2 separate regions of the Mus musculus genome follow, and region 2 is linked to region 1. A link is a loop called in an ENCODE intact Hi-C map of the cell type or tissue named here. Cell type or tissue: gastrocnemius. All regions are shown on one strand. Links, peaks and the distances in the headings refer to the core of each region. The heading gives the core; the rest is flanking DNA.

Region 1 (14,967 bases), core at 4,262-12,261:
AAAATATAATAAAACAAAAAAGCAGTAAGATAGAACAAAACCCAACTCATCAACGTTGGAACAAGGAAAACCAACAGAAGGAGAAGAGCTCCAAGAGAAGGCACTCTCCAAGCAGACACCCATGGGCTTAGCTGTTAAAGGCTAGGCTCTCAACCAAAATAAGTTCACTTCCTAACACCCATGGCTGTCTCTTCAGCCACAAAACAAAAAAAAGTGACCCCACCCCCCAAAGACCCAGAGACCCATTTGTTCATACACTCAGGAGTCCCATAAAGCACGAGGTAGAAAGCCGTAGTGTATGTGCAGAGGACCTGGTGCAGGTTCTGTCTCTGTGAGTTCATGTGAACTTTGATCAGCTCAGTCGGAGGAGCCAGGAGAACAAGGAGCTCAGTCAGAGGAGTTCTCCTGGCTCCTCCAGCCCTCCGTCTTATACTCTTGCTACCTCCTCTTCCTGTTGCGGGAAATATTAAAAGGAATGGCAAGTTCCTGCACTACGGTGGTGCAGGACTCAGGTATTCTCATCTCAACAGACTCTCTGGCCTGGGACTCCTGACTTGATAATTTCCTTGGCAGGTCTTTGCCATGCCAGCCCCATGTAATGACTGCCCACCTCGCAGTTAGATATCACAATACCCAGTAACCCCTTAAAATCGTAACTCTTGAAGCTTATAATTAACCAATCAGATTTATATAACAATAAATTCTCAGTTCGCAAGATTCCCACATAATAATTTCAGAGCCAATTGATAATGGTACAAGCTGCCCACCTAGATTAGACAAGTTACCCCAATTATTCTGCACCTATATGATATTATATCTACCTGTGGCTATTTAAAACTATGCTAAGTCTGAATCATCCTGGTCTCCCTCCATATTGCTTCCTTTCTGCTCCAGTCTCCTCTCTGTCTCTGCAGCTCTTAGCTCTACCCTCTTTCCCCGTCCAATCATAAACCTCCTGCTGCACTAGTATTTAAATTAATTGGACAGGGAAAATCCTGCCACATCTTCCTCAGGGTTCTGTGAGGGGAGAGATTTAATGAACATATCCCATTTGGAGCTGTGTGTTCCAAATTTCTGCATAATATCTGGCTATGTGTCTCTGTTCTCACTCTGCTATAAGAGGAAGCTTCTCTGATGATGGCCGAGTAAGGCACTGACTAATGAGTATAGCAGAATATCATTGGGTCATTTTATTGATTTTTTTCTCTCTCTCTCTTTTTTTTTAAGACCAGTAGTATTTGGTTTTACTATAGGTCCCTGAGCTATTTAGTCGCTGGCTCTTGGTCACCAAAGCAATGTCAGGTATGGGTTCTATCTCGTGGAACCTTAAATGGGACTTGGTCATGTCCACAAGCTTTGTGTCACCATTGCTTTGTCCGTTGGTCACACCCACAAGCTTTGTGTCCCATTGCTCCAGCATACCTTGCAGATGGGACAGATTGTGTTGGGGTTGGTGTTTATGTTTTTCCTTTGGTAGCCTACAAAGTACTTTTGCATACCATAGACACAGAATGACGGGGTGAAGGTTAATGTAGGCATCAGAGCAACCTCTCCATGTTCAGTGATTGTGTGTGTGTTGTCTTCAGCAGTGGGGCCTGGCCGTCAGTTTGTGGAGAGCAACCTATTGCCTTGGCAACATTCTGGGTTCGGTGATTTCTGTGGGAGCCCTTTGGCCAACAGAACAATTGGTTACAGCAGTAACCCAGTCTTGGTGCCGGAAGCTTTGTTTGATGACGAGAGATGGCCAGTTGGGACTCTGTTTCCCTCATTAATTGGAGACTTCGTTTGGAGTGCTTTCATGTATTGTAGGAGATTGCCATTGCACTAGGTTTCCACACTCCCTCTCAGCTGCCTCTTGATTCTGCCTCTTCCTCCCTCAACCCTGTCTCTCCTCCCACCTGATCATCCCATTCCCATCCTCTCTCTCCCTGCCCCCAGTCTACCTGTATAATCTATTTCCTCTTCCTAGAGACGTCCATGTATCCCTTCCTAGTCCCTTCTGTACACATCTTCCCAGAATCTACAGATTGTAGTTTAGTTATCACTTATTGAATAGCTAATATCCACTTATAAGTGAATACATACCATGTTTATTTTTCTGGGTCTGGGGTACCTCATTTAGAATGTTTTTTTTTTTTTGTTCACGGTCTATCCATTTGCCTGCAAATTTCATGATATTTTATTTCTAACAGCTGAGTAATATTTCATTGTATAAGTGTACCACATTTGCTTTATCTATTCTTCTGTTTTCTTACTGCTCCGGCTAAGAGTTCAGCTACTTTATTGAACAGGTTTGGAGTGGACAGCCTTGTCTTGTTCCTGATTTTAGCGGGATTGCTTTGAGTTACTCTTCGCTTAGGTTGATGTTGGGCTTGCTGTGAACTGCCTTTATTATGTTTAGGTATGTCCCTTGTTTCGAGAATCTCTCTGGGTCTTTTATCATAAAGGGGTATGGGTTTTGTCAAAGGCCTTTTCTGCATATAATGAGAGATGATCATGTGGTTTTCCCCTCCTTTCGGTGTGTTTATATGGTAGGTGATACTTACTGATGTTCATATATTGAGCTCTCCCTGCGTCTCTGAGACACAGCCTATTTGATCACGGTGGATGATATTTTTAATGTGCTCTAGGATTTGGTTTGAAGTTTTTATTGAATGTAGTTTCTATTTTTTTTTAAAGATTTATTTATTTATTTATTTATTTATTTAAAGTACACTGTAGCTGTCCTCAGACACTCCAGAAGAGGGAGTCAGATCTCGTTATGGATGGTTGTGAGCCACCACGTGGTTGCTGGGATTTGAACTCCTGACCTTCGGAAGAGCAGTCGGGTGCTCTTACCCACTGAGCCATCTCACCAGCCCCTGTAGTTTCTATTTTGTGGAATAATTTGAGGCATATTGGTATTAACTCTTCTTTACAAGTCTTGTCTAATTCTGTGCTAAAACCATCTAGCCCTGGGCTTTTTCTGGTTAGGAGACTTTTTTCCCCCCACTTCTGTTTTCATGACAGGATTTCTCTGTGTAGCCCTGGCTGTCCTGGAACTCACTCTGTAGACCAGGCTGGCCTTAAACTCAAGAGATCCACCTGCTTCTGTCTCCCAAGTGCTGGCTTTAAAGGTGTGCGCCACCACTGCTCAGCTTGGTTGGGAGATTTTTAATGACTGCTTCTACTTCACTAGGGATTATAAGTCTGTTTAAGTTGTTCATCTGATCTTGATTTAACTTTGCTAAGTGGTATGCATGGAGGAATGAGTCCAGGGATGGCAGCCCTCTGCTCCTGGGAGCTGACAGCAGGGAACTGGACAGAGGGAAGTTCTTTATATAGGATTTCTTAGGGGGGGGGGCGGAGCTTTTTCAGGGCAGGGATTTCCAGAGTGATGATTGGTGGAATTTTAAGTCCTGAGCTTGGGGACCTCAGGGATTGGTGGGTTTCCTGCTCAGGAATTGGTGACTTTTTTCACCCCCTTTTCCTGTGTTGGGCCTTTGGGTTAGGGTGGGAAGTCCTTCTCGCTTGTAGCCAGCTTTTGCTGAGGCACCATTTCTGTAGGGCTGCTGGGGGGAGACTAGAGAGAAGGTGCTGCCACTGTTGACAGCTCCTATGGGACAGCTCCTGTGGGGACGCTCCTGTGGGGGCAGCGCCTGTGGGGACGCTCCTGTGGGACAGCTCCTGTGGGGACGCTCCTGTGGGACAGCTCCTCTGGAGCAGCTCCTGTGGTGTTTCACCAAGGCTGTAGGATGAGGCAGGAAAAGAAGGCGTTGCCACCATGGACAGCTCTTGAAGGGCAGCTCATGCTGAGGTGGGAAAGGTGGTGTGCCATCGTGTACAGCTCCTGTGATGGCTGCAGGCTGAGGAGATGTGGTGGTGTAGCCATTTTGACAGAGCTGTCATGTCAGCTCCTGCTGAGGCATCTTACAGTGACAGGAAGAAGGACGGGCTTCTGCTACCTGTCCCACATGGAACATCAAGATATGTTCTTAGTGACAGAAGGTGAGATGCTCAACAGCACAGTATCATTCAGAATGCAGCACACAAGGCCCCGAAGTCCATGGGCTTCTTTCTTCCCTAGCAATGCATCTATGCATCTATCGTCTGGTTCTTTGTGGTTTCTCTATGTAGCCCTGGCTGGCCTGTGACCAGGATGACCTCAGACAGTTCTTCTCCTAGTTTCCCCAATTCTAGCATCTGTAAACTGTAACACCTGACCTAGACTGTCTGCTTAGCTCAGGTTCTCCTGACTCAGCTGTCACCAACTGTCTTCTCACTCTGCTAGCCCCCTTCTCTCAGCCTCAGCTGGCTTTTTCCTGTTCTCAGAAATCCAAGAGCTCACCAACACTGAAGGTCATAGGGTCAAGCAGTTCTAACAGCTAAGAATTCTTAAAGGGCCAGTTGACTAGCAGTTGGTGATCCTTTAAAGGGCCAGGTTCACAAGATCTCTGTCTGTCTGTCTGTCTGAACTCCCACCTCCTATTTCCTGCCTCAGCTCCATTAGCCATAGGCTTCTTTATTGGCAAATGAATGCTTTTACAACACAAGAAATTTTCTCTACAGCCACCCTCGCTATGATGATAATGGACTAAACCTCTGAAACTGCAAGCTAGCCCTAATTAAATGTTTTCCTTTATAAGAATTGCTGTGGTTATGGTATCTTGTCACAGCAATAAAACCCTACCTGAGACAATCTGATAGGTGTGGCCACTGGGGGTGGGGTTCCAGGTAAAATGTGTTTGTGGGTATTGGGAACTGGCACTTAGGCTAGGGGTCTGAAGGGGTCCCCAAGAGGGAGGATCTGCTTATCTTGTCTCCTTGGAATGGGGTAGGTAATGAAGAAAGGTCACCCGAGGAGGTCTACAACAGAGCTGGGGATGAGAGGGAGGTTGAATCAGGAGGAACAGGTGGAGAGGGACGATCTACAGACAGCCTACCTGGTTCCCTGGTTGGAGTGCTCTGTGGGTTATAGCAGGGGTGCCTGTTGGTGTTGGGGGCTTGGATAAAGCAATGATTTGGGGAACACGGGGTAAGATCCATGGGGTTCACAGGAGATGGGGGGAGGGGGCAGGGAAGGCTGCAGCAGGTGTTCTGTTGCAGAGCTGGGGGTGAGCCTGGGGGATTGGGTCTGGAGGAATAGAGGGAGAAGTTAAAACCTATAGTACAGTTTTTAACTTTAATGTCAAACATCTTTTTTTTTTAAACTGGTTATTTTTACTGTTGAAGCTAATTTTAACTTAAGAGATTTAACAAGTAGTCATTTATGTTCTTTTATTTTTGTCATTGTTGTAACACAGAATTAATTTCACCTCAAATTTCTTTTGGTATAGGGCAGAGGTTCTCAAGCTGTGGGTTGTGACCCCTGTGGGGATTGTACAACTCCTTCATAGGGGTTGAATAGCAAATATCCCAAATGTCAGATATTAACATTGTAATTTATAACAGTAGCAAAATTACAGTTATGAAATAACAAAGAAAATAATTTTATGGTTGGGTCACCACAACATGAGGACTGTATTCAAGGTTCAAGGCTTCAGGAAGGTAGAGAACCACTGGTATAGAGTTTGCATCAGGAAGGGTTTCTCCTCCAATAGCTAGCTACCAGTTCTAGAATAATTTTGTAGATATTTCATATTTCCGCTGATCTTTATTAGTTTGTATTAGTTTGAAGTATACATGATTTTTGCCTAGTGGGGATTGTATTTCCCGTTTGCTGCTTCACTCTGAGGCCGTGTCCCAGGCAGTGCAACCACCAGGGTTCCTAGTGTAGCTGGCTGGGGATCCCTTAGCTCTTCTTAGGTAGAATTCACAGGTAGGCAATGAAAAACCTCACGACTGGTCTTGGTATCTTTTGACTACCTTAGCATGTGGTAGCATCAAACTGCAGGATTAAACAGGCAGAAGCAGCAAGAGGTGGTGTCCTCTTGTGCAAGCTTCTGATAACAGTGCCATTAGTTCTACAGGTGTTACAGTTCCTGAGAAAGCCAGAGGTAGGAGACCCTTAGTTTTATGAGTATCGGCGCATCCTCATTCCTTGGCAGCAGCTGGTGTGCAGGTGTGGGTATTGGGATTCCTAAGAGCTTAGTAATGTTCAGTGCTAAAGCTTTCTGGCCTGGGTAGCTTGAGACTCTAGGACTGAAGCTGTGATGGTTCTCAGGAACACTAGAACCTGTAGTTTTTCATTTCTGTCTCTAAATAGCCTCTGTCTGGGAGTCTCAGTTTCCCGCTCTTGTCTTCTCTCTTCTTTTGCTGCCATTCTTGCACCAGCCGTGTGCATGGCCTGTTCCGCTGCCTGTTATTGTGTGATGGCACAGTTAGTTCAAAGGCACCGTCCTTTGTAGATCTAGTGCCTGTTGCTGGAACGTAAGTCGCCAGTCTTACGGCTCTACCTCTTTCATAGTTGACAGTAAATCTGGATGCCCTGCTGCTTTTTACAGCTTGGCCTACCGATGGCTCCGTGTTGCTTTTTCTTTAGCTGTCAAATTGGTAGGTCATAGTAAAGCAAGTGTGCTTACGTTTTTCTAGTGTTGCTATGGGAATAAATCTGTGCATATGAGGCCTGGCAGCATGAAGGTAGATGCAGATACTAGACTGTGTAGGTGCTGCCTAGGGAAAGGATTTGGTCAGCTCCCACTGGAGTGAACAGGTGACACTGAGGTCAGGCAAGAATTGGACCATGTTGTATGGAAATAGGGCTGGAGAGATGGCTCAGCGGGTAAGAGCACTGACTGCTCTTCCAAAGGTCCTGAGTTCAATTCCCAGCAACCACATTATGGCTCACAGCCATTTGTAATGGGATCTGATACCCTCTTCTGGTGTGTCTGAAGACAGCTACAGTATACTCATACAGTAAATAAATAAATGAATGAATGAATGAATGAATGAATGAATAAATAAATAAATAAATAAAAAGGAAATAGGGGATTTAAACCCTTGAGCATGTCTTATGAGGTGTGACCCACAGGAGTTGAGTCTTTAACTCATAGGATGGCGAAGGGCGCCAGCTGTCCACATGTGCTTGGCTGTACATATTCTGGGAGGGGCTGGAGCATCGTATGCTAGTACCAACCAGTATGTGCTGAGAGGGTTTGTTTGTGCAGAGAGTGGATGTAGCTCTAACTGCCTTCTGGACGACTAGGTTTAGGTTCCAGTGTAGATGGTCAGGGCACTAGAGGGCGAGTGGATGTCAGAATCCCAGTGCTGACTCTCCTGTGCCTGGTGCTTCGTATGACTCCCTAATGGGTATTGCATGTGGAATACCCTAAAGTGAACCCCTCTGTTCCCAGGACTCATAGCCTCCCTTCTGGGCATACAGTTCTACTACTCAGAAGGAACTACCTTCTGGCTACCTGCTGGCACAGCCTTGTCCATGCTCCTACATGAGACTAGCCAGGACAGTCATAAACCTGCTACTTGCCTGCTTGGGTCCTTTGGTTCCTGGTCCCTGTACTTATCCCTGCACATTTCCTGTCAGCTCCCCCCTCCCCCTCCCCGACACAGATCTTTCCCACTGGCTGTGCTGTGTCTCTTCTTGTTCAGCTTCTCCTGGGCAAGGCCCCTTGAGATTGTCCTTGAGCTGCCTTTGGGGACGCAGCACCTTCCCTTCCTCCCTTCCTTCTCCTTTCCCCCTCTTTTCCTCCTTCTTCCCCTTACTCTTCTTCCCCTCTCCTTCCCTTCCTTTGTGTGTTTCCTCCCTTATAGGATCTGTCTAGAGTCACTGAGTCAGAGGTCTGGGTTCACATTGTCAGCCAGATGTTGGGTGGAAGGAAACAGGCTTGTGCAACATGAGGTTGTGGTAGAGGAAGGTCCTTGGGTCGGGGTTGGTTGTTGGATTAGGTTGTGGAGGATATATCTTGAGATTAAGGGAGATACTTGGAAGGAGTCAGAGCTGAGAAGCATGTAGATGTTCCCTGGCTGTGGTGGGTTAACGATGCCCATCTATTTGTAAAGCTGGTGGTTAGTTGGGGCCCAGGAGGGAAGGAGGTAGGGTGGTGAGGCCTCTGAGTAACTTTTTGAGAGATCCTGATGGGCAATCAGCTGCTGGGCCATGGTGGTCAGGGATTTGGTTTCTGAGAGAGAGAGAGAGAGAGAGAGAGAGAGAGAGAGAGAGAGAGAGAGAGAGAGAGAGAGAGAGAGAGAGAGAGAGAGATGCAGGCATCTGACCTAACCTGTTCAGGGATCTAAGATGACTGGGAGGAAATGTGTGTGGTGTGTGGTGTGTGGTGGGATGTGGGTGAGCTTTCAGCATTGGAGTCTTACTGAGCATCTCCTGTGTGTTTGCGTTCCCCTGTAGATTTATCACACGTCCCGATGTCAAGCAGAGAAAGATGGCCAGCTTTCTGGACTGGAGCCTTTGCACCTTGGCCCACTCTTCCTTCCAGACCATCGAGGGTGTCATTACCATGGATGGGATGCTGCAGGCCCTGGTGAGCCCTGCCCCGGGACAGCATGTGGAGCTCCAGCACTGTGCCCAAACTGTTGGTTCCATTCACTCTGTGTTTGAATTACGGGAACCTGGTAGGATTAATTTGCATTACAGGGTTGTGGTTTCATTTTCCACTGCTGTGTGCTTAGTGTGTAAGGCTGGACTGGAGTGGTGGCTTCCAGGAGAAAGCTGAAGAACTGTGCTTCACCACTAGAGGGCAGCGGCGCCTGCAGAACTGCAGCCTTTAGTTTTTTTGTCGTAAAGCAGTGAAACCAGCCCAAGTGAAAGAAGGCAGAGGGCTTGAAACCTGTTTGCTTACGTGGGTTACAAAATTTCTAGTTCCCGAGTTTAAATACAGACACTGGGGCCCGTCTGGAGATGCCCACTGTGCCCATCCTTCCTATTGCTGGTCTTCTCTGCTTGTCTGTTGTATGGCTTTTTAGTACTGACAAGGAGAACCACTCTGGTGTGAAATCTCAGAGGACATGGCCCTATTAACAAGGCTAGGAAGCTCCTGGACCAGTATTCCGGAGGTCACAGATGGACCCCCTAAGGCTTTGTTTGGTTTTGATGGTCAGCATTAAGAAGGTCATGGTGCCTCTCCAAGTCTGTCTCTAGGGTTAATGTTTACAAGGTTACAGAGACTCTCTGAGGCCATGGTATTAAGAGTCAGTATTTTGGACGAAGGCATGGATAGCTGTATAAGGCCCTGGTTTCTAGGGTTTGGCATTCTGGAGGGTGCAGATAGCCTTCTGAAACTGTGCGGCTCCAGGGTCAGAAACCTCTTCCTTGTTTTTCTTTGATTACACTGGATGCGATTTGACAGTAGTTCTTGTCCTTGTCTTGAAGGCAAAGGGAGCTGACATGTCACTTAGAAGTAGGATCCTTTGGAGAAGTCTGAAGGCAACCAGTCATACTGAGTTTGGCTTTTTGTACTACTCCTTAATACAGGTCCTGATGCAGGGTGGGAGGTATCAGGGCAGGTGCCAACAGCCCTGGGAAGGGGACATGCAACCTGGGACGGGAAGGCAAGTCGAGGCTCTCTGGACCTACTCCATGTGCCTCTGCAGCTGAATGTGTATCCTGGTTGTGGGGATGAGAAACGGCTGGTGTCTCTTTATTTTCAGTGATATTGCCATTGCCTTTCAGAGGCCTGCCATTCAAAACATGCAAGAGGGAGGCCTGGGAAAATAAAATGTTTCTTAAGACCTGAGCTTCTGCTCTGCTGCTCTCTCTGAAGACTTGGCGGCTCCAGATGGGCGTTAGTTCATTTTGTTAGGTCTACAGAGTTGTATAGCCACCGTTGTCTCTTCTCAGTATGCCATTCCGCATACACACTGCATCATACTCCACAGGCCAGTGGCACTGAGCTCACCTGTCTGGGAGGTGACTTTTATGTAGGATAGGCTCTTTTCCCTGAGCACAGCGTCTGTAGGGTCTGCCCACCCTGTGGCAGGCACGCGTCAGTTCTTCACTACTTTTTCGCAGGCCGAAACTGTTTCATTATGTGACTGTTTTTGACTGTTGTGATTAATGCTACTGGGGAACATAAAATAGGTTTTTAAAAATTTATAATTATTTTGGGTATGTATCAGTAGGTGTTTCTCTATTTGTGTATAGTAATAGATTGTTTTCCTCAGCACATAGAACAACCCCCCCCCTTTTCTTTTTGGTAGTGCTGGGGTGTCAAGCCAAGACCCTTAAACATGACAGGCAAGTACTGAACTATCTATCCTTACCCAGCCCCTGAGAGTTGTTTTTTTTCCCTTTGTTTAACTATAGTATTTTGTTTTTGAAGTTCTTTTTGTTTTTGTTTTGTTTTTTTAATTATAGTTGTGGGGCCCAAGAGATGGCTCACTTGCTGCTTTTCCAGAGGACCCTAGTTCAGTTCCCCGCACCCAAGTTAGGAGGTACATACAGAACACCCTGTAACTAGTTCTGGGCGATCTGGATGTCATCTTTCGGCTTCTGAGAGCACTTACACACACATGTGCGTATACACCCAGATGCACATACATATATCCATAAATAGAAATAAAAAAGTAAAATAGATAAATAAAATAAAAATTAGAAATAAAGAAAAATTATGGTTGCCCCCACTTATCAGTTGTGGTACGCACATGAGCACATACACAAACTAAGTTATTGATGAGATGTGAGGTTCTGCCTATGGTAGATATCTTTGGGGTTTGCAGATTCAGCTGTACAGCCCATACCTTGGGAGGCCTTTGTTCTAGCTGTGGGGAGAGGCAACTACAGAGGTTTTATTGTGATTTCCATTTTGATTGTAGCAGTAGAGGTTAGTGCAAGTTGTGGCTTACCCTGAAAGGTAGTGTGAGGAAGGAAGAGGAAAGAGTGGGGCAGAGGTCACAGTTGATTTATAAATCGTGGTAGGTGTTGTACATTTGTGTTTTAGGTAATTCTGATGAATAGGTAGATAGAAATAGTTTATTTGAAAGATTTGGGTGTAAGTAGGTTCTTAATATTTTTGGCATGAATCTTTAAAATTTTTTTTTTCTTTTTATATTTGCTTATTGCCTGTGTGGAGACCAAAATGCTCTTAATTGTTGAGCCATCTTTTGAGCCCAGCAGCAGCAACAACAATAAAGAGTTCGAAACAACTTATTGAACGTTTTCTGTGTCCCTCATTCGGTTCCAGGGATTGAACTCAGTCTAAACTTGACCAACTGATCTATCTCTGCCTCCCTGCCCGACCTGCTGTCTTCTCTCCACCCATCCATCCCACACCCACCCAGTTCCCACTCCATTTGTTTGTTTGTTTGTTTGAGACAGGGTTTCTCTATGTAGCTGTGACTGTCCTAGAACTCTTGTAGACCAGGCTGGGCTTGAACTCAGAGCTCTATCCACCTGTACCTCCAGAGGGCTTGAATTAAAGGTTTGTGTCACAATACCTGGCTTTCTACCTACTTACTGTGCAGCCTTGGTTTACCTGGGACTTGTAGCCCAGGATGGCCTTGAACTTGTGTTAATATTCCTGCTTCTTCCTCCTGAGTGCTGGATCTCAGGTGTGAGCCAACACCCCCGGCTTGGCCTGAGTCTTGTTGAAAGTTTTCACATCAAGAGAATACAGGAAGGTCTGACAAACCGTAGCTAGAGTCTGTTACTGCATGGTGGTGCTTGAGGGAAGGGTGTTAGACCTGTCTAGCGTGTATATGGGACACATGGGAGGACAGGCACAATTAATCTCAGGGGATTGATTTTAGATGGCTTTTGTTCGGCTGTTTGCATTCTTTCTTGGGTTAGGGACTGTGAGAGGGATCTTGCTTTATAGCTCAGGCTAGCTTCTGTTAGCAAGGGTTATGGGTGTGTCCCACTGGACCTAGCTCAGTCTGCAGTTTTGAGCTACCTGCCAGCCTGGCCCAGGAGTTTTTCTGCTCTACACTTCTTCCTGCCCATGGCAATAGAGATTGTGGCTGGCAGGGTAGACAGGCTTCCTGCTTAGGTGAAGCAGGCTCCTGTGGGAGGTGGTGATAACTTGTGGGCCTTAACTGAGGTCCTGGCCAACGTGCCTGGAGCATTCCGCAGTGACTGCTTTCTGTCTCGTTTTACATTCTTTGCCTTTTTGTTCTTTTTGATCACCTGAGTCTCTGTGTAGTTCCCAAGATTTCTGTTTCTTCTTACTTAGGAGGTGCATGGGGCATAGGTTGTGCTCAGACACTGTAGGGCAGTTGCTGTTCCATTCCTTGCCAGTTTTGCCAGTGGGTTGAGATTCCTTTTAGTGACTTAAACCAGCCAGACATGTGTGCCTTTTATTTGGACATCTTTAAATTCCAGTGTTGAGGAGAGAAATTCTCTTTTTGCTTCCTCCTGAGGTGTAAAAAGGGTTCCCAGAGGCTTAGAAAGTTGAGTCTCCTACACTCCTCCCTCCCCCCCCACCCCCCCCCAGCTGGGTGTGTTGGCAAGGGAGGGGAAGATGAGACCCAGCTCTCTGCCGTTGGGGCAGAGTACTTTGGTGGTTTGGCAACAGCACCTCTGCTCTATCTAGAGAGACTTGCCCCGAGGATGGTGAGCACTTGTCTGACGCAGACAACTGAAATCCTGGGAAGTGGCTGAATGAAACTGCTGTAGACCAACAGCTACGGTGGTCTCATCTCCTAGGGCTCGAGGTGCCTGGCTTGCCACCGCCCTTCCCCCACCCCTCAAGCCTCCGCTCTGGGGCAGCGTTGTCTCCTCAGTCTCCCTCTTGGCTTCTTTTTCTCTCTTAGAGGGTCACTTGGGTCTGATCTGGCTCCAGGGCAGGAGGAAGTTACGCTCAGTGGGTGGAGCAGTTTCACCATGGGCTTGTCAGACCTGAAGGCAGAGGGCTGGTGTCTTGTGCGTGATGAAACTTGCAGGTGTATTGTGCTTCAGGATTGCATGTTTCCTTTGATGCACTTGGCTTCATTTTTATCCACCTGTTCATTAGTGTGGGTTAGGCGAAACAGGTGAACTCTGAACAAGTCACATCGAAACTAGGATTGATTTTATTTCCCTCGAAGCATAGCCCTCTCGCGGCATTGATTCTTAACTCTTGTGGGAAGGAAACAAGTGTTTGGCAACTTCGTTTCTCTGGAAGGCCCCTTTGCTCATGAGTGTTAGTATTAATGCAAATGGAGGAAATTTGAGGGCAGAAAACATATTTTAAAATAAAACATTGTCTCTTAAATGTATTTTACCTTTTCTTATTGGTTGATGGTTGTGTGGTCATGGTTTTCCTTCAGATTAGAAGCTTCTGACCATGGCGGCTTCTCTGGGTTTCCTTCAGTGGTTATGATGGTGAGGGAACTTTTGGTTCCAAAGACAGGCTGCTGGTAGGGAAGGTACTGCCTGTGTTGATTGGTGGCAGGGGATATTCTTTTGTTTACTACCAGCTGACATAGCATCTCCTCTTCACAGTTAGGTGGGGTTTTTTGTTTGTTTGTTTGTTTGTTTGTTTTTAATTTTTCCTATTTTTAACATTTCAAAATTTGCCAGGCATGGTGGCGCACGCCTTTAATCCCAGCACTTGGGAAGCAGAGGCAGGCGGATCTCTGAGTTCGAGGCCAGCCTGGTCTACATGGAGAGTTCCAGGATAGCCTGGGCTACATAGAGAAACTGCCCCCAAACCATAAACAAACAAAATTCAAAATCCAGACTTTATTTTATCTATTGTTGACTAAAGGTAGAATTCTTACTGAACTTATAGTTTGGGGGTATAGCTCAGTACCAGAGACCACTTCTGTAGCATTCTTGTAGCCCTGGGTTACCTAGCACGGAGAGAAACAAAAAGCCACAAAGTTGCAGCAAAACCCAGAAACCTCACAGGCAACAGTATTAACACTGAAGAGAGAGAGCTAAGGTACCAGGATCCACAGGCCCATCCCAGGGGCTGCATGGCAATCTGACCCACGAGGCATGTGTTGGAGCGTCTCTCTTCCTTGCGTGTGGTTTAAAGGATAGGGGTCGGGTGCCTGGGTACAAGTGACTGTTGACTAGATTACCTGTATGGGTAAGCACGAGGAACCAGTATCCTAGACTTGGCTCTGTCTGGGCCTTCAGCTGCCTGACCAGACTGTCCTGGCCTTGGCCTCTGAATAGGCTTTAGCTATACTTGGATTTCATCTCTCCTGGTGGCCCGAGGCATAGGTGTGGTACCTTGCTCTATCTGGAAGAGAAGTGACAAACCTCTCTTGCCTCAGAGTGTGTGGAGACTAGCTAATCAGCCCTGGTCATGCTCTTCAGCTTAGCCTGTCATGGTCTTGTGGACTTTGGCCTCTTTGTTTGTGGGCTTCTGTGGAGCCTGGTTTCTAGAGAAGCCCTGGCTCAGCATCCTAGGGCAGAATGTCTGGGGGCTTGTGCCTTAGTGCTCAGGGCAACTTTGCTTTTCACTTTACTTGTTTATATATATTTTCGGGTATAGTGTGATGTGTGTACCAGAGCATTCATGTGGGGACAGCTTGCAGAAGTAACTCTCACCTTTCACCGTATGATTGAATGCAGGCTTGGCAGCAGCAAGCGCCTCTCCCCAGAGCCATCTTTCTATCCCGAAGAGGAAGGTTTTGGGTGGAGAAAGCGCGTGACGGATAGGATGGAGATGAGGCACTGTCTATAGAGAGTGCTGTCTCCATAGACTCAGGGTTCCTGTGCCAGGCATTGAGTAGGCTCTGAGTAGGCTCTGGCTGTTTGTAGTTTCACGCAGCTCAGCACTTTACCTAGGTGAGCCCTGTAGGAACGCGTATGTACATGTGCATGGCCTCATCCTCCCCGTCCCTGCCCACCTGCGCGTGTGAGCTGCGTTAGTAATGGAGACCCAGGAGGCCAGTGGGGAGCCCCCTCCACCTTTAGCCTGGCTCGTGGCTTTTGCTGCGGGCCATTTGAACACCTCACGCTCCACCTCCTCCTCCTCTCACCTGGCCCACGGGCAGGTGCTGATACCTGGCTGCCCTGATACTTTCCTTGGCCTTCCTTCTCACATGCTTCCCTCAGGCCTTGGCTGTTGACATCTCATCTCTGATTTGCCCTTGATCTTTGTTTCCTGCTCTCTGTCCTTGTTCTAGAGCCCTCATTCTGTGGGCCGT
Region 2 (14,967 bases), core at 3,662-11,661, 68 kb after region 1:
TGTCTGGAGACAGGCAAGATGTGAGTGGGTTCTTGGAGCCTGCAACTCCTGTGGTCTCTCAGATGGAATGGGTAGTTAGAACCATCAGGTATCCTCCCAGGCAGTTGGTCCTCTGAACAGTAAATGGAATTACACTCTGAGAAAGTCCACCAAGACATACTTTTAGTGGATTCAGACCCATCACTTGATTTCCTTGCAGCTGGCTATGTCAACAAGTCCCCGAGAAGGGCTAGTTTCCCAAATTATCTTACTTCAGTTTGGGGACAGAAACCTGGGTGCTGTGGCTGGGCTGGGTATTGTGGTGTGGGAGGTCTGTGTTTGCCTGTTGGGGTTGCTCGTGGGTGGCACCAGTTTCCTGGCAAGGTGTAGGAGAGATGTGAAGTGGACATGGAGAGTGCTGACACTGCCACTTGCAGTTGTCTGTCTGGAAATTGATTTTGTCCTGTGGAGTGATAAGTTGACACTTAGAGAACACATCCAGGTTTCCCTGAGGCCAGAGGCTTGCTGGCTGGCCTTGCCCAGAGCATCTGGGCTCTGGTGCCTACTGAGCTCCAGGGAGTCCAGCTGGCAGTGACTCTACGCATATGGATGCTGCCCTCCCACAGGTGCCACAGCCAATCTTCTTGACATTGTTTGCTCCCTAGTGGGCAACCTGTTAATTAACAGAGTTGTGGATTCGAGCTATATACTAGTAAACTGGGAGTAGTTCCGGGTCAGCTGGGCCTGTTTCAATGAACAGAGGACCTTTTCAGCATTGCAGATTGGATATAGTTCAAATTGAGATAACTGTAGATATAATTTCTAATCCGTAGCCCTCAAGGTGGTTGTCTTTTGCTAGGTTGATATTTAACCATCAGCTCCATGTTTGGGGGGAACATCAAGTGTTTACAGGAGTAATGAATAGTCTGTCAGATAACTGGGTTCAGCTTCTGGCTTCCTGCTGGTCTGCTTCCTGCTCCTGAGAGTCTGCCTGTTTCCTGGGGTGCAGAGAAGCCTTGTAGGATAAGGGAGTCTCTGGGACATAGTCTGCGATGGGAATTCTGGCAGAGTAGGGGGACTGTAAGGCTAGGTGGGAACTGGGGAGGAGTTGTAGGGATCTCAAGAATGCTGTGAAGGAGCTGGCCTTTGTGATCACACACAGAGTGCCTCTGGAAAGCACGGGAAATGGGGCTGGGCCGAGCTGACAGAGTGGAGGAGCTGTTTCTGTGGATGGAGCTGACTCAGAGATTGGCTTTGAAGAGGCCAGGAATAGCTGGCCCTACACTATGCCCAAGACTCCAGTGTGGCCACTTATATGTGAAACTGCTGGGAATGTGGACTCTATCTTGGACATCTAGAAGCTACACTCACATTCCTAATGCTGTGATATTTGTCAGGGGATAGGCCTTATTTGGGGGTTCTCAGCAGGACCAGCTTAGGTGACTCCTCATCTTCATGAGGACTCACTACATCCCACATTGTTCCCTTAGGATGTCCAGGGCCTCGTGCTCTCTCTCTCGCCTGTGCACATTTTTACAGCCTCTGTGAAATACCACGGCTATGTGAAATAGATTCCATTGAACAATTACTATTTATATAGGAAAATTTAGAAGCAGAAAGGCAGAGATTTGGTTTTATAACATTAATAATGACCCTTCAGGGCTTTTGTTTGTTTTTGGTTTGGTTTGGTTTGGTTTGGTTTGGTTTGGTTTGGTTTGGTTTTTCTTTTTGCCAATATATTTCTAGGTGCTATTTTCTGGTGGATAATTGCACATGCAGGAGATGGGCACCTCACATGCACATAGCTAAGTGCTGCCTCTCTTCACACTGTTTGTAGACACAGGCTTGGTATTCATGCGTGGTGAGGATGTAGACAGAGCACAGGTTCTGAGGGTGGCGTGCATGCAGTCCTAGAAGCAGCATGGTTCTGAGGGTGGCGTGCATGCAGTCCTAGAAGCAGCGTGCTCCATTTATCTTGCCTTTGGAGACCCTGGACACTCACATGCCCTTTGTGTCTGCTGCCGGTATTTGACTAAATCCTTGATTTATCTATCAGCTGTGAATCCTCCCTTGGTAGCCTTCAGTGTTTGTGTCGAGCTTCTGCCAGTAAGGTTAATCATTGAACCCCAAATTGCTTTGAAACCCCCGTCTTTTCTTTTTCTTTCTTTCTTTCTTTTTTTTTTTTTTTTTTTTTTTTTTTTTGGTTTTTCAAGACAGGGTTTCTCTGTGTACCCTGGCTGTTCTGGAGCTCACTTTGTAGACCAGGCTGGCCTCGAACTCAGAAATCCTCCTGCCTCTGCCTCCCAAGTGCTGGGATTAAAGGAGTGCGCCACCACGCCCTGCCCCCTTCTTTTCAAGGAACACATAGCTACAGACACTGTCTGAGCTATGATGCCAGCAGGAGGCTCCTCTGTCTCTGTAGGTATGACACTGGACATTGACCCCAGGGCCACACACATGCAATGCACCTAGGTTCTGTACCAGTGAACCATATTCCTAGTCCTCAAATTATGTTTTAAACACATTTTAAAGATACCAGTGAGAGCTGCCCAGTGTTCCTTACTACAGCACGGTTGTCTAACTGGGATCAAGAAATTGAGACTTTCAGCATGCTCTTTTAGAAAAGTCTACTTAGTGTGACTTTAAAAGAATAGCCTATCTTTGCATTGTAAAAATCAAGTTTTTTTCTTAAGTTTTTCTCTGTTGCTATTTTCCATTACTACTTTTTAGAGGCTTTTAAAAATTAACAATTGAAGCTGGGCGGTGGTGGCGCAAGCCTTTGATCCCAGCACTTGGGAGGTAGAGGCAGGTGGATTTCTGAGTTCGAGGTCAGCCTGGTCTACAGAGTGAGTTCCAGGACAGCCAGGGCTATACAGAGAAACCCTGTCTCGAAAAACAAAAAAAAAAAAAAAACCAAAAAACAAAAAAAAATTAACAATTGATTTTCTTATAAAATTAAATTCTAGACTGTCGAGATGGCTCAGATAAGGCCACTTGCTACCAACTCTGACAACCTGAGTTGGCTGCTTGGATCTCATATGGTGGAAGGAGAGAATTAATTCCTGAAGGCTGTCCTCTGACCTCTATGCCTGTGCCACCTGTACATGCATCCACCACGCCCCCCCTCCCCCACATAGTAGATACATTAAATTCCTTTATGTGGTTCAGAAGTGTAATGGTTCGGCTTTAAGACGTGTATACATCTTAATAAGCAGCTCTTTACAAAGAAATGAATATACAGAACAGAATATACAGTAACATTTGTTTTTCCTTTTTCTGTGGTATATGTGTATGTGTGCACAGGTGTGCACATACACATGTGTATTTGTGGAGGCCAGGGTGCAATTTTGGGTGTCTTCTATCTCTTTCTACTTTATTTCTAATATAAGGTTATTCACTGAATCTAGAGTTGCACCTATTTGGTGAGATTAGTCGTCCAGCAAGCCACGGGGCTCCTCTTACATCTCTCTGTCCAGAGTTGGAGTGTGCAGCACTATCCTGGATTTTTCTGTGTGTGCTGCAGATGTAAACTTAGGTCCTCGAGCTTACGTGGCAGGCACTTTACCAATGGAGCCATTTCCTCAGCCCTGATTGCACCTTTTGTTGGCGCACAGCTATAGAGTATACAGTACTGGATGTCAAAAGGACATTTTCATAAAAGTGCATAATATACTTTTACTGAGTTCCTCGCCATATCCCCCTCCTTTTCCCTCCTTTTAGCTCCCTTCTGTTTTCCCAAATGGTTTGCTTCTGCTTTCATGTCATGTGTATACATGATTTTTGCATAAAATCTAGGATGTACAAATGAGAGAGAAATGTGATATTTATCTGAGCGAGCTAATTTGTTTGATGTGATAATCTCTAGTTACAGCCATTTTCCTGTAAATAGCATGATTTCATTTGTGTTTGTTTTGTATGTAGAGTGTATGTGTGTGTGAGAGAGAGTGTGCGTGTGTGTGCATACACATGTGGGAGTCAGAAGTCAATGTCAGATATCTTCTGTTGATGTCCATCTTATTTTTTGACAGATTCTTTCACTGATCCTGGAACTCATAGATTTATTTGGCTATGCTGGTTGTCCAATGAGCTCCAGAGATCCCCTTGTCTCCTTGTTTACCAAGAGCTGGGGTCACACACCCTGGCATGCTCGGCTTTTATATAGGTGCCAGAGAGCCCATGCAGCTCTTCATGTTTGCAGTACAGATACTTTATTGACAGAGCCCCCTGATTTGTTTTCACTTATGGTGGAAGAAAACCTAGTTGTTTAGATGTACTATATTTCCTTTATCCATTCTTCTCTTGATGGATACCTGGGTTGGTCCTATAATTTAGCCATTTGAACAGTGCTGCAGATAAACCCTGATGAGTGTGTTGGGCATGGAGGCACACAGCTTTACTCCCTGCACTTGGGAAGCTGAGGCAGGCAGAGGTCGAGGGTAGCCTAGCCTGATTTACATAGCTAATTTGAGGCCAACCAACTAGAGCTGCATGGTGAGACACTGCCTTAAACAAATAAAACAAAAAGCATTGGTGAGCAAGTCTGTCTGTGATGTGATGACTTAAGAACCCTTCAAGTAAATACTCAGGAGTGCTATGAATACAGGAATAACTTAATGTTCCAGTATTCTTGCATACATCGCCTCTTTGTATCAACTGCTGTGTGTGTGTGTGTGTGTGTGTGTGTGTGTGTGTGTATGCGTGTCTGTGTTTGTGTGTGTGTCTGTCTGTCTCTGTGCATGCATATATGTCAATTGCCTGGTTGTATATTTTTACTAGAACCAAAGAGGAATTCATATGACTTTATCTCTTGGTTACTATAGACACTTTCTATGGTCAAACAAGCAGACAGTCCTGTACATACAAGGCAACCTAGGACTGGCTTTCCAGACACATGGGTGTCTGTGGAGGTTCCCTCTCTGGTCTAGGTCTGGTGCCTTCTTCTCTCTCTGAGGTTGTTGAAGTCTGTGATAAGAAGATTTGGATGGTGTCCTATGGTTTCACATCCATTCGCCTCACTTGTGGGTGTCACCAGTGCTCCCCATAAACACACGGCCCTTCCTATCCTGCTGTGGGCTTCTAAGTTTTGTACTCTGTTGGTGTGGCCACAGATTTGGCAGCCTAGCTATGGTTATTGTTCTGAAGAACTGTCATTTCTTTATGTGATTCTTGGGAAACCCAAATTTCCTTTGTACCTTTGAGCTGATGGGCTTGCTTCCCTTTCAGGGTTTTTTGTTTGTTTTGTTTTGTTTTTCCTGAGCAGGTTTTGACTCCTGTCTGTGATTCTGCCTCATGGTTTGCCATCAACTGCTCTTTGTTTTTGTTTCCTGCCAGTTGTCACGGTGATCCTGAAGGCCCTTACCTACGATGAGAAGCGGGGTGCCTGCAGCGTTGGGGCCAATGTCAGGGATGCTGCCTGTTATGTGTGCTGGGCTTTTGCACGTGCCTATGAACCTCAGGAGTTGACACCTTTTGTGACTGCCATTTCAAGGTAATGCCTCTTGGTTGCGTTCAAGAGTGATTGTGTCATGTGGCAGACGTGCCTCAGATAAACATACCATCTGCCTGTAACCTGTTGGCTTTAGGTAAGCCATTCTCTACAACTAGCTGCCAATATCAGCATCCTTGTGCCCTGCCCCTCCTCTCTAAGAGATGGGCAAGAGAGGAAAAGACTACCTTATCTTGTGGAACGGGACAGGATCTGCTATGTGGGGAGATAGGGTTCCAAACATGGCTGTCCAGGGAAGCAAATGGGTCCCAGGTTCCACTTCAGACCTTTCCAAATGTTCAGAAGAGATTACATGCATGGGAACAGAGTAAAGTCCAGTCACTTGAATACTCTGGAGCCATCCCATAGTGTGCTGAGGACAGAGCAGATTATTGGTGTTGCCCTAATGAGCATGAGAAGACTCAGTCGGAGAGCACCCGTTGCACCATCCACACCAGATGGACAGACACCCTGAACTGCGTGGTGCCCTCCTTTGGCTCCTCAGAAACAGAATGAAGCTTGAACTCGAAAGGTTACTGCTATCCCTCCCACCTCCCACCTCCCACCCCCCACCCCCCAAATTTATGTACCAATTGCTGTACAAAACTGAGGAGATGTCTGTGCTGAGGGCACACTTGTCCTGCATCCTTCCAAGGGAAAGGAAAAAGAAAAAAAAACTCCAGAAAGTCGGGCAGAAGAGCCTGGGCACCATGCCCAAGGCATGATGTTTCTGAGGTCAGACCTGGAGCCGCCGCCGTTGCCCCTACACCTAGGACCCTCAGGTACTGGAGTCTAGTGACCAGGCACCTGCCACTCCTCGTCTAAGAATACTTTCCCACCTCACAGAGCTCTCCAGTACTATTTATTCTTTAAGTTGCTGAATGAAGGTGAGGTGGATGTGGCCACACAACTTGGGAAATCAGAACAGACAAAACCAGCCTCAGGAAAAGCAGATATTCCAGTACTTCCCAGATACCTGAAAGTCTGAGCCAGCTGCTAAATTTCCAGGACCCCCTAGAACATCCTTATGGTGCTACTTGCCCCTCACCTCATTTCAAGACTCAGCTCCAGGACATTCCCCCTCCACCCCCCTCCTCCCTCCACCCCCGTTACCCCCCTCCCTGACATCTGACTGTGGGGTCTTTCAGAAGGGAGCTGTCCTGGACCTGTCTCATTCAATGGAGCATAAACATATACTGATGAGGCACAACTCATGGGGACCTGACATATGCACAGTTACCAGGAAGCTGTGCTGTTGGTTGTAGACTTGGTTCTGGGTGGGAAGGAGCAAGAGCCCAGCTGCCCAGGGCCTTCTGCTGATCCTCAGGCCTGGTCCATAGCTGTGACCTCCCTGCGTCCCATTCTGTTGCCATGCAGGTGCATCCTCTGTTTGCTGTTTATGTGGCTGTGAGGGAGGTTCTTGCAACTGTTTCTTGTCCTCATCTTCAACTTGCATAAGTAGTGAACAGGTCTTTCTCTTGCTCACACCTGCCCCAGAGCAGCAAAGCTCCTTTACACGACAGGGTCTGGTTCAGTTCACAGGCTCTGTCAGGTGGGTAGCTGCAGTCAGGCTTCCAGTTTCCTCCCCTGAAGATGAAAAGTGTTGAGTAGGAGTTAGGCATAGAGCCAGATGTGACCCTGACGTGACCCTGACTTGGTACCAGTGACCTGCCAGGAGATGGTGAAGGATGGTAGGACCTTGGCTCTGATGTGCATTTGCTTCCTGTTTCAAAATAAAAACAGTCCTGACAGACTGTGTTCGGTCTCACAGTTTTGTTCAGAGAGCAGCTACCCCCACCCCCAGGATGCCATGGCTCGTCCTTCTCCCTCTTCTGATCCAGAATGGAGGAAGGTGGATGGCCTGAGGGAGGGAATCATAGAGTAAAGGGAACAGGAGTTGACCTGCTGGCCCGGGAGCATGTGGCCATGTTAGAGGGGGCATTAGGTTAGCTCTCTCATGCTTCATTTTTGTTGGGTGTGGGGTCTCAAGGCCATTCTGCCACTTCGGAAGGCAGGAGGTACAGAGGAGAGGTCCCTGTAGGGCACCTGGTCCTGAGGGAAAAGTCGGGGCTACACAGTTCCCACCAGAGTGTCTGTCTTCACTCTGTGCTGTAGAACTCACATCACAGCAATGATGGATCCCTGGGTGGATTCAGTAAAGGAAATGGACAGTCTGTGAAAAGCTTGGCTCTGAAGTTGGCTGCTGTGTCTTGGTGCTATGGCTGTAGGTGGGTCTTTGGGCTCTGCTCTGTCTTCTCCAGCTCCAGCTTTCCCTACGCTTAGAACAGTATGGTGAGGAGCTTCCATGGCTGCTGAAGGAACATGGTACCTTCTTCTTCAGAGTCACCATTTACCACTCAGAGAAGAAAAGGCAACTGCACAGCAGAGCCAAGTCCCATCAGTGGTGACTTCTCAGGCTCCTGGCAGTCATCACTGCTCTGTCAGGGTCATGGTCATACCTGGCTCCATGCCGACCTCCTACTCAGCACTCTGTTCTCTTTCCATAGTGGGGGAGGGGGTGGGGAGCACAAAAAGGCTCTCTGCTCTGGCCCTGCACAAGCTCTTAGCCACGAGGTTACTGTCTGAGGACTGTAGAAGGCGGCCCTGACTGAGCCTGGCACTGTCTTCCCAGAACTTAAGTGAACTTGCTTGCTCTGAGTTAGGTGTGCTGTGGGGAGATACGAGGCCCTCTTCATGTTGGGTGTGGTGTGGAGAGTGCGGCTTCTGTTGAGACTTAGTGGGTGAACACAGAAGTGCCCTTCACTTCACATACAGCTCAGTCTCTGGAATGACCCTGAATTTCCTGGCCAAGGAGAAGTTGTTGTACAGCCATCTCTACTTCTAGTCTGTAGAAACTCTTGTGGGTCCACGTGTTTCTTTGGGCTTGGGGAGTCTAGACTTGCTGGCTTATGGGACAAGCCTGAGGGGTTGCTGGGGAACTCATGTCTGCATGTTGTGCGTGGAAACTGTAGCTGTCTGGTTGCAGGGCTGCCAGCCTCTGCTTCACAGCCATCTGATTCTAAGCTGGCAGCCAGCAGATGGGCAGCAGTGCCCTTTGGAGCTGAGCCGCTGCAGATTTCTAGCCGGTTAGACAGGTTCTGATGAACCTGTGCCTGGCCCTTCCTGGCCCATCTGACTCCAGGCATCAGCGGGGGAGGGCATGTGGTGAGTCAGGTGCGCCAGTGAGCTTGGGGCATGTACTACCTCCTGCCTGAAGCTCTGTGCGTCTGAGTATCGGTCGGGTGTGCCCTGCAGACCTGCTTGTGAGGTTCGTCATGAGTGACCATGCTCTTTAATTATCAGGTTTTAAGCCCATTATTTCTAGCCGATGATAAAATCTTGGTATCTTTACTTTCATAAACTCCTCAGCGTATCCTGTACCAGTACAGTTGAGATCCAAATATAGTTTCCAGAGTAAAATAGAGCCAGGGAGGCGCTGTGGGGCGTCCTGCTGCACCTCAGTGCCTGATGCAGGGAAAGCCACTAACCTTTTCTAATTTTGGGTTGAAGAAACTGGATTAACTATTCTTACCCTCACAGTGTTAACTCTGCTTTAGGAATTTTAAAAGATTTTCAAGGCATATTTCTATCTTTTTGAAATTGTTTTGATTGCCTTTTGAAACCATCTTTCTTTGTCTTTGAGCAGACGGGTGGAGCCAGAATTTATGCCACTGTTTTGCGGCACTATCTGGCCTCCTGAAAAGCCTGGTGCAAGGCAGGAGTAGTAAGATGTGGTGTGGAAAGGTGCCGGCCTGGTTGTGTGTTCTGTAGGTGATTCCTTCTAACCAGAAGTCAAAATCTGATCTACAGGAAGGAAAAGAAAGCAAACTGTCTGCTGCTGCCAGAGCACCCTGCCTGTCACCTTCTAGCGATTTCCTCACCTGAAACTCTTTTGTAAGCTGAGCTCCTGTTGACGTTCACTCCGCCCAGGCACAGACCCGCCTGTGCCAGGGGCAGCTCCTGACTCTCACCTCCACTGTGCAAACCGGCAGGGCAGCGTGGGCTGCCTGTGAACGGCCTGGGATTGGCTCTGTAGGATCTCTTCCTTCAGGGCAAGATTGTCCTGAAAAAAAAAAAAATAAGGAAATAGCAAGCATTGCTCAAAGCTATGTCTTATTCTTCTCAGCCTCTCTGAATGGCCCAACTTCCAGAGAGAAGAAAACTGTGTTGAGGAGAAGGCCAGCAATTGGAGACAGTCTTGGTCTGCCAGGCCCAACTTTGTACTGGCTTGGCTGTGACCCCAAAGCACATGGTTCTGCTTATGACTTAGAGAAATTCAGTAAAATGCAGGGTTTATATTTTAATGTGACTTGCAACTGAAAAAACCATGGAGTTTCACAATGAGTTATTAGTCTTCTCTTTAAAAAAATTACTTCAGAATGCAAATGTTGTCATTTCCCATGTAGAGGCAAGTGTGCTTGCTTTGAAACGCTACTCAGTATCACACAAATGAAAAAAAAAAAAGAGTTTGGGGTGAATGCTGTTCTCACTGTGTATGCTGAGCCAAGGTCTAAGACTGTGGGAAAGGAGAGGGGCAGGCTAAGGCTTGCCTCTCACTTTCCCTAGGTTTGTACCAGAAAGAGAATCCCTTCTGTGTGGTTAAATCCTGGTGAGCTGTCACAGCTTCCCTAGAGAAATTAAGCAGCTGGACACACCCACAAACACCTCTCCTCAGATGGTGGCTTTCACTGTGGTGCCAGGTGTTGCTCTTTAGGTTTTCTCTGAAGTGAGAGAGAAGAGTAGTGACTTCTGCATCGGGTCTTCCTGCTGGGGATGAGCGAGGCCCAGGTGAAGGGTAGTAAGCATGAACAGTGGCTTAGGAGAGCAGTGGCTTAGGAATAGACTTCCCTTTTCTGTTTGACTAATATCATTAAACCCCTTTGCATTCAAAACTTATTTTTATTTCTAAATAAGCCAGTCTTGTTCTGAAAGTAGGAAATTAGTTTTAAGGAATTTAGTCCAGAGCTAGAGAGAGGGCTCAGTGGCTAAGTGCACTGGCTGTTCTTCCTGGGTTTGTTCAGTGCAGCCCTCAAAGGGCAGCTCACAACTGTCCAGTCCCAGAGACTCTAAAGCCCCCTCCAGGCACGTTCAGACTTAGCACACATGTGTTACACACAAACACACACACATACAAATAAGTAAAAAGTTAAAAAAAGAATTTAGCCCAAATTGAAAGTCTTTAAAAACCTGTTATGGTTGGGTGGTGGTGGAACACACCTGTAATCCCAGCACTCTGGAAGCAGAGGCAGACAGATCTCTGTAAATTCAAGGTCAGCTTGGTCTACAGCTTGGTGAGGGTGCTACACAGAGAATACACAGAGAAACCCTGTTTCAACAGTCAAACATTGTTGTATCATAAGTACATGCAGATTTGTTTTAATTAACTTAAAAGCTTACTGTTACTTAAAAAGCAGTGTTTTCCAAGTACTGTTACAGTTACCACAGTGTAATTTCTGAAGTTTGATGAAACATGTAAATCCTGATTTGTTCCTGTAATCTTAGCACTTGAGGGGCTAAGGGAAGAGAATTACTGAGTTCAAGGCAGCCTGAGCCACAGAATGAGTTCCTATCCTGATACCCTGTGTAGCCCTGGCTGTCTTGGAACTCACTCTGTAGACCAGGCTGGCCTCGAACTCAGAAATCCGCCTGCCTCTGCCTTCTAAGTGCTGGGATTAAAGGCGTGCGCCACCACGCTCGGCTCTGATACCCTTTCTTAAAAAAAGAAAGAAAATAATTAATGAAGCAGTGACTTTTAAGGCATTTGCTTAAGGAAAAGCTAACTTGATGGAGTGTATGAGGCTGCTGCTTCTGTGGTGACACCTGTTACATACAGACTTTCTCTGTGCTGACAGCCAGTATTGGACTCTGACATCCTGTCCCACTCCTGACTTACCGCTCACTTTGCTTACTCATACCTTGGAGAGGTCTGCATGGAGCATCTTGTGTATGTTCCATGTCAGAGACCAAGAGCCGTCACTGGCAATCTCACTGCTCAGAGAAGAATGGCTGCAGTGTTCCTAGGATCTGAGGATCATGGTAGCTGGGGCTTTTGGGAGCACACAGACCAGTGACAGTGGTTGTGGGAAGGGTGGCCCCATAAGCAAGGTAGGTGGCTAAGGCCTGCTGCATCTGCCTTCCGACTGGGCATGGTCCGCATCTCGGGGCTTCTTGTGTCAGTGCTGAGCATAGGAGAGATACCTACAGATTCATGTGCGTGGTACTACTCAGCCACTCACATACCTGAGAAGGATGAGTAGGGTTAGAAGTGTCCCCCCCCCCCCCAGGAGCTACCCTAATCCCACCACCTTATCAGGTCTTATCCGCAGCTGTAGAACTGCCTAGTAATAAGTGGAAAGTGCTTTAGGAAAAATGGGCAGAGCCCCACCCCTCAGAGGGAGGAAGTGAATGAGTCTCATGCTGACATCAGCTTCTTGAACAGCTATGGCTTTATCTCCACAGGCTACATTGCAGTTGGGATTCTCCTCATCCCGTGCCCAGTGCCTGGATGGGTAGAATGTGTAGAGGGCTGTGAACAGGCAGCTTTATTTTCTCAACGGCCTGACTCCTCTAGAATGAACACTTGGTTGAAATTGGACTTTGGTCCGTTTGCCCGGGCAGAGTAATATTCTTTCTGTACCTATCTTCTAGATGTTCCCTGAACCTTGAGGGTGTGTGTGTATGTGTGTGTGTGGCTTGTGGGTTGCTAGGAGCCCTCAGTCAGCTTTATGATCTGAAGACTGTTCACAAAAGCTGCTGTAGTGTGCTCAAGGTAGAAACAATTTTAAAATGTTCATGGTGAGGTAGGATGAACCCTCTCTTGTTTCAGGTTTCTCTGCTTCTCATTGTGGCAAAGTATAAATCCCACAAGCCAGGAAAGTTGTGCCTCCTTCCCTCTCCCATTTTCCTATTGGAATTAAAGACAGTTCTTTGTCACCTCTCTTGTTGCACAAGTTCTCTCCTGGAGCACATTACCTGCTTAGCAGCGTTCTGATGTTTTTAACATTAAAATTAAAGTAAGTGTGTGTGTGCGTGTGTGCTCAAGTGTGAGCGCTTGTGTTTGAAGACCTGTGTGTGGAGGTCCCAGGACAACTTGCAAAGGGTTGGTTATCTCTCTTACCATGTGCTGCGACCCAGGGATCAGACTCAGGTCATTGGGCTTGGTGGTATGCTGAGTCATCTTGCTGGCCTCAGTTCTTGTTCTTGAGGGTTTCTGTTTTTGTTTTTGTTTGTTTGTTTTTACTTTCTGGACCCCAAAGACCTTCTGACCTTCCAATCATTTCTGTCCTCTGGTGATCCCTGGTTGGGATTTGGAGTCTGGGAGGGTAGCCAGTGGTCTCACAGCTCTATCTCCTGTGCTTGATGCGCAGTGCCCACTGCATGCCTGGTAAAGTTGAAATGAGATTGAAAACTAGACATGGCTGGCCCGCGGTCCTTGCACCTTGCTGTTTGCTGAGAATGTCCCTGGAATGTGGGAACCAAGAAGAGGGATCCCTGACGAGGAAATGCTTCCCTGAGAAGGGTTCCCCTTGGAGGGTGGGACCCATAGCAGTAACTGGCGGTGGATGCAGGAGAGGTGAGAGGCCTGACATGGAGAGGAGCAAGGAGTTTCTAGTTTCGACAGTAATGAAGTTTGGTATATGTACTGGCTAGTTTTGTGTCAACTTGACACAGCTGAAGTTATCACAGAGAAAGGAGCTTCAGTTGAGGAAATGCCTCCATGAGATCCAACTGTAAAGCATTTTCTCAATTAGTGATCAAGGGGGAAAGGCCCCTCGTGGGTGGGACCATCTCTGGGCTCATAGTCTTGGTTCTATAAGAGAGCAGGCTGAGCAAGCCAGGAGAAGCAAGCCATCCCTCCATGGCCTCTGCATCAGCTCCTGCTTCCTGACCTGCTTGAGTTCCAGTCCTGACTTCCTTGGTGATGAACAGCAGTATGGAAGTGTAAGCTGAATAAACCCTTTCCTCCCCAACTTGCTTCTTGGTCATGATGTTTATGTAGGAGTAGAAACCCTGACTAAGACAGTATATAAGAAAAAGACATAATTAAAGCCTGTCGAGTGTCTTGGGAGATAGGAAAAGTCGAGATAGTGTGGCGTTATTGCTTCTGGCTGTAGGAAGGATTGAGACCTAGCAGCTGCCTTCCATGTGCTGTTTCCATGGTGACTGCTCTAACTGGCTGCCTGCCTGTTAGCAGGTTTCTCATTACTTTATCAAATACTTGCAGGACACCACTTTATAAAGAAAATGCTTATTTTGACCTGTGGTCTGGGTCCTCCTGGGTCAAGAGGCTGCATCTAGTAGTGACCTTCTTGCCAGGAGAGTTGTGAGCACTAGTTTCACTTTGAAAGGGGCAGAGAGCAGAGTTTATGGCGTGTCTTCTTTTGTGAAACCCAGAGGATCCAGCCTTGGTCTCTATCCCGCTGACCTCATCTAGTCCTCATTATGTCCCATATCTCTCAACCCAGATGTGGACAGGGCATTGCCCCATCATGTCTCACACTGGGTCAGACCTGTGGGAAATGTTGGAAACCATATGTTTGGGTGTTTCCAAGGGTCAGGCTGCCTGCAGGGTATATGGAGCTCCTGCTGCTCAGCGTAGAGCTAGCTGTGATCTAGGCGTGTTGGTGTCAGCCACCCAGTTGTGACCATCTGCACACGGCCAGTTCTCATCCTCTGGAACCGTTTATCATGATCCCTGCAGGCCAAAGGCATTGTTCTCCAAGCCACTAGAGGCTCAGCGTATACCATCCAAGGACGTTTGATAGGGCTGGGGCTATCTATAATGTTTGATATCTTCAAGGTTAGTTGTGAATCGGTTGTAGCCTGTAGAACCTTGAGCTTCCCTAGAGTCTGTCAGGCTCATCCGGGTGACCAGCAAGTGAGGAAATGAGTGAACGATGTAACGATGGCACACGGTGTATGCCTGTGCTTTGTTACGTGTGCAGAAAACAACTTTGGGTATCGTCGTCAGGAATCCACCTCTGTTGAGACAGGGTCTCCTGTTGGCCTGGCATTCAGCCATTAGGCTAGACTTGTTGGGCAGCAGTCCCAGGGAACCTCCTGTCTACCTCCCAGCACCGGGCTTACAAGCATGCGCCACCTCACCAACGTTTTTATGAGGGAATCCCATGCTTGCAAGACAAGCAGTTTACTGACTGAGCTATTTTCCCAGCCCTCGCGCACTTCATTTTAATTAATAGTTTTCCTTGTTTTTACAGTGCCCTGGTCATTGCTGCTGTATTTGACCGAAATGTGAACTGCAGAAGAGCAGCCTCTGTAAGTTTCATTTTCCCCAGTGCATTCCTTTCCTGGAGGTGGGGCTGTCGTCGTTGCCAGTGGCCTGTATGTGGGCCTCTGTCTCTTTGGAAAACCCATACCCCATGGCAGCAGAGGAGAGCAGATGAAAGAACTGAGTAAAACAGTCACCATGGTAACACTTGTAGGGCCTTAACTGTGGGGTTCTTGAGGAGGTCAGGGTTGAATAAGCATAGGGGAACAGGTTT

Evidence for each region. Peaks named below come from ENCODE experiments on the same cell type or tissue, not always from the same donor. Only the 100,000 strongest peaks of a DNase experiment are listed, where the experiment ranks them.
Region 2: it touches region 1 in a loop (2.0-fold over the local background); 5 of 42 quality-filtered maps call a loop at or near these places.

The regions. Positions count from the first base shown.
Region 1 is chr11:121,467,261-121,482,227 of GRCm38, forward strand. Tbcd (tubulin-specific chaperone d) reads left to right here. Exons shown (of 39, transcript NM_029878.4): 7 at 8,279-8,411. Among named protein-coding and RNA genes, the nearest start is that of Tbcd, 23 kb to the left of the region's middle. In gastrocnemius, for the core only: a CTCF peak has its summit at 8,615 (motif pointing right); a DNase peak (open chromatin) is centred at 8,620.
Region 2 is chr11:121,535,542-121,550,508 of GRCm38, forward strand. It overlaps Tbcd (tubulin-specific chaperone d), which reads left to right. Exons shown (of 39, transcript NM_029878.4): 14 at 5,311-5,467; 15 at 14,683-14,740. Among named protein-coding and RNA genes, the nearest start is that of Zfp750, 24 kb to the left of the region's middle. In gastrocnemius, for the core only: no CTCF peak of the experiment used is centred there; DNase peaks (open chromatin) are centred at 7,930 and 8,558; H3K4me3 peaks cover 350 bases; H3K27ac peaks cover 1,973 bases.